Linked DNA regions of Homo sapiens: region 2 is linked to region 1. The links are chromatin loops, found by intact Hi-C in ENCODE. Cell type or tissue: uterus. All regions are shown on one strand.

What was found. A loop is a pair of places that touch in the nucleus more often than their neighbours do. Peaks named below come from ENCODE experiments on the same cell type or tissue, not always from the same donor. Only the 100,000 strongest peaks of a DNase experiment are listed, where the experiment ranks them.
Region 2: it touches region 1 in a loop (15-fold over the local background); 2 of 110 quality-filtered maps call a loop at or near these places.

The regions. Positions count from the first base shown.
Region 1 is chr5:127,149,755-127,152,254 of GRCh38, reverse strand. No RefSeq gene overlaps it. Among named protein-coding and RNA genes, the nearest start is that of C5orf63, 78 kb to the right of the region's middle. In uterus, no CTCF peak of the experiment used is centred here; no DNase peak of the experiment used is centred here.
Region 2 is chr5:127,087,464-127,089,963 of GRCh38, reverse strand. No RefSeq gene overlaps it. Among named protein-coding and RNA genes, the nearest start is that of C5orf63, 15 kb to the right of the region's middle. In uterus, no CTCF peak of the experiment used is centred here; a DNase peak (open chromatin) is centred at 1,533.

The DNA.
Region 1 (2,500 bases):
TAGTGGGAAGTGTATGGGTCACAGGGAAAATCCTTCGTGAATGACTTAGTGCCATTCTCACAGTAGTGAGTGAGTTCTCATTCTGGTGAGACTGGGTTACTTCTCCAGGAATATTTTAGTTCCCTCAAGAGTGGGTTGTTATAAAATTAGGAAGCCCCTTGACTCTCTCTCTTTGTGTGTGCCCCCTTCCTCTTTGAACTTTTCCACCGTGTTATGATGTGACATAGAAGTCCTCACCAGAAGCCAGTTTAGTGCCCTTGAACTTCTCAGCCTGAAGAACTGTGAGCTAAATAAACCTCTTTTCTTTATACATTCTCAGGTATTCTGTTTTACCAACACAAAATGGACAAAGACAACATCTAACTAAAGGAATATTATTCAGTACTAAAAAGAAATTAGCTATCAAGCCATGAAAGTTAATGGAGGAACCTCAAATGCATGTTACTGAGTAAAAGAAGCCAATCTGAAAAGGATATATACTGTATGATTCCAACCATATAACATTTTGGAAAAAACAAAACTATGAAAACAGCAAAAAGATCAGTGGTTGCCAGAGGATAAGGAGGAAGAAAGGGGTGAACTGGCCAACCACAGAGAATTTTTTTTTTTCTGAGATGGAGTTCCTCTATTGTTGCCCAGGCTAGAGTGCAATGACGCGATCTTGGCTCACCGCAACCTCCACCTCCAGGGTTCAAGCGATTCTCCTGCCTCAGCCTCCCGAGTAGCTGGGATTACAGGCCTGCACCACCACACCCAGCTAATTTTGTATTTTTAGTAGAGACGGGGTTTCTCCGTGTTGGTCAGGCTGGTCTCAAATTCCTGACCTCAGGTGATCCACCCACCTCAACCTCCCAAAGTGCTGGGATTACAGGTGTGAGCCACCGTGCCTGTCTCCACAGAGAATTTTTAAAGCAGTGACACTATTGCATATGTTACTATAATGGTGAATACATCTCATCATACATTTGTCAGAACTTATAGAACATGCAACACCAAGAGGAAACCCTAATGAAAACTGCCGACTTTAGGTAATAATGATGTGTAGATGTAGGTTCATCAGTTATAACAAATATACTACTCTGGTGCCTGATGTTGATTATGGGAGAGAGTGGTGAAGGGTGGCGGGAAGCTATGAGAACTTTCTGTACCTTCCGCTCAATTTTACTGTGAATCTAAAACTGCTCTAAAAATTAAATCTACTTAAAAAAACAAAAAGAAAACAAATGAGGCATCACTTTACTCTTGTAATATGTGCAGATATTAGGAAGCTGGGAAATGCCAAGTGTTAGTGGAGAGGTGGGGATATCATGCACTTCTGGAGGACATGGAAATAGGCCTATATTCTATATCACAATTTGGTACCTCTATAGCACCATTTGGTCAGATTGGGTGTTCACATAACTAGGACCCATTCCTTAGTACCTATCCCAAATATAGTCTCTCACATCTAGAAAGGGACATCTGAGAAAATGTACATTTCAATGTTGCTTGTAGGGACAGAGAGTCAGGGTCCATCTGGGTGTTCATTACCTGGTGTAGAGGAAGTGAACGTGGATAGGTGAAGTATGATTGTTGCAGAAGTTAAAAAGCCACAGTTCTGATTTGCATATAGCAACATGTATATTAAAAATAGTGAAAAAGAAAGATACAGAATGAGATATAGAACACAGTACCATTAAAAGAAAATTTAAAATATGTGTACACCAAAGAATACATACAAATAAAAAGATCCTCATTAAATATGTTGGAATAGTTTCTTATGTGGGAGGAGAAAAATAGGAGTGAGGAATGTCCATAGAAGTTTTAATAGAGTTTAAAAAAAACTAAATAGCAGCTTTGTGTGGACCAGCAGTAATAATATACCATAAACTGAGGAGTGTGATTAATCTAAATCTCTATATGTGAGATACAACTATTAGTTGATTGGTAGCTAGATATACATGACAGACAGACATAATATATAGAGATGATAGATTAGATAGATATGACTGATAGGTAGATAGATAGAGATAAAGAGAACATTCTCTCTTCCATTATGGCCTTTGAAATACCAACACTACCACCACCAAACCCAGAGAGTTCTATTCTCAATCCATTTGACCTTGTTCTTGTTATGTAACTGTGAAACTCTTATTCAAAAAACAAAATACTAAGGCTTCTTATTCAGGACATAAGTACAGTGCACCCAATCTTCTAGATTCTGGAACATCCTAGAGGGAAATGTGCAAATGTATGGTGGCATAGAGGACACATTTGGAGAACTACATTGAGCACGTTTAGAATCCCGTTGTAACTGCAATTTAGAGTGAGAAAAGAGAGCTCTAGGAGATTAATCTACAGAGGGAGATAAGGTTAGATCAGTTCACAGATAGTAGGTGAGGCTAAGGAGTTTAAATTTGGACCTGAGGTAAATGGGGAGTCATCAAAGAATATTAAGCAAAGATGAGAATGACCTGATTTGTATTTAGAAAGATTACTCTGATTGTAACATGGAGAAAAG
Region 2 (2,500 bases), 62 kb after region 1:
GCTCTATCATTTGTTCTTGCCAGCAAGTTAGAACTTAATGAATTTTTATGTGTTTAATAAATGCGTTCTTCAAAATATCCTGAAACTCTTCACTTTAAAATCGATTTTAAAATTTTATTACTAGGTTTTCTAAGTTTCCAGTGTTCTGATTGTTAAAGGTTATACATTTACACAGCTTTGGCAACAAAAATAACATTAACGATGGAAACATTTTCAGCCATTATTTGCAAAATGCTTTTATCATTGCAGAGGTTTTTGGTTTTCTTTGTTCAAAAAGCAACTGATTTCTCACCTTAGAGAAGTAAATTAGTTTGACTGAGAAAGACTCTTCCTTTAAACCCCACTCTTTCACTGATTACTGAGTGATCTTGGGGAAGTCAGTTTTGCCTTTCTGAGCCTTGGTTTCCTCATCTGTAAAATGGAGTTAATTGTCCCTACTTTTTAAGGCTGTGTCATGAGTCAATGACTTAACCCACTGAAAGCAGAACATGCCTGGTCCATGTATTTAAATGGGACCAGTAAGTGTGTTTATTTGTTCAAAACTGTCTAAGAAGTCTACTACCATCTGCCACTTGTCACAGGAAGTCAGCATACTTGCATGATTGCATGCTTCTTCTTGTAAGAAAAAATGCACAACTTTAAGTTAGACTGTGCTTTATTTCATCCCAAGATAACCCACAAACCTCTTTGTGACACAACAATTGTCATGTTTATTTCCCATTTCATTTAAGCTAAAGCTAATACTATTTGCAATTCTGCAATTTAAGATGCATTTCTTTCACAGGGCACAGTTAAACTACAGGTGTATGGAAACATGTGAATGTAAACAAACAAAGGAAGATCCTGCTGCAGCCTTCCGTGTTGGAGGACTCCTGCTCTTGCTGCAGTGTCCTGTGTGACCTCTCAGATGTGGCACAAGACTGTCTGATTCACTAGACATCAAATGTTAGTAGGCCTACTTTCTTTTTTTTACTCTTATATAGAATGTAAATATCAAGGGGATTTCATGTATCTTGTGCCCTCCACTGTGGAGTCCATTGCTCTGGTCTAGCAGTTTCTAACAAAGATTCTCTACATACTACCAGAGCTACTAAGTCAGACTCCTTGGGTGAGGTCTGCTTCTCCACCAGCTCCCAGCCTGCTGGCGTCTGACAACTTGATGAAACTAACCTCCCCACGTGGGCAGCTCCTTTACAGCAGCCTTGACAGGTGTTCATCTTCTTGAACATTTCTGATGATGAAGAGCTTATTACCTTCCAGTGTGGTCCAGCTCATTTTTGGACTCCTATAATTGTCAGAAAACACGTTCTTCTGCCCTCCCTGTAGCTCTTCCCACTGGTATAAGTATATTGCTCTCTGGTGTCACACAGAAAATGATTCACCATCTCCTCCCCTCTTCTCCCTCTCTCCTCCCTAGACCCTTAAATCAATTCCCAACTGACTTGGTTTCTAGAATGTTTCTCCCACCCAGATTCCCCTCCCCTGGCTGGTCTACTACTTGGAAATATTGCTCAATATCTTGTGTGTCATCGGGCCAGGGCAGAGCACTGTGGGTGTGTGGCCTCCTCTGATTGCTGCTGCAATGGGACTGTTAATGCCAAAGAGATTCATCATCACCAGCTGAGATTTGCCTGCTCTCTCCAATTGGGTGCTATGTATATATGCAGCACTACATTCATGAATGGTAGAAATATCTTGCATAATTGAGTTGAGGGATTTTGAAACTCTCTTCAAGATATTTCCTCTGTGTCCACACGTACATAATATACTGGTTCATGGTGCAAAGTCCTAAAGATATGATATTCTAAAGTTTGTGTTTCTATCTTCATCTTGTTTCTTACCATTAAAAATATGGCATCAGGCTGGGTGCAGTGGCTCACGCCTGTAATCCCAGCACTTTGGGAGGCTGATCAGGAGTTCAAGACCAGCCTGGACAACATGGTGAAATCCCATCTCTACTGAAAATATAAGAATTAGGCAGGTGTGGTGGCTGGCATCTGTAATCCCAGCTACTAGGGAGGCTGAGGCAGGAGAATCGCTTGAACTAGGGAGGCGGAGGTTGCAGTGAGCTGAGACCATGCCACTGCACTCCAGCCTGGGCAACAGAGCAAGACTCCATCTCAAAAAAAAAAAAATGGCATCAGGACAAGCACTGAACCTAGGATCATGTCAGTTGGTACCATGTAGGCCCACCTCTACTGTGTGACTTTCAGCAGGACACTTACTCTTTTTGTGTCTCTCAACCCTCAACAGATAATATGAGAATATCAGTGCCTACCCTCCTGACCTCAGAAAATTTTAGCAAGAATTAAATTAGTTACAAATTGTGAAAATTTTTTACAGTAGCTTTTAAAAATAGAATGTATATATTACTACCGTTATTATTACTATGTAAGCTGTAGGCACTTAATAAATATTAATGGAGAAATGAAACATAAATGATAGAGAAAGGGCTAAATAATGACAAGAAGGAAGATCAGAGTAAGATAAGACGTAACAT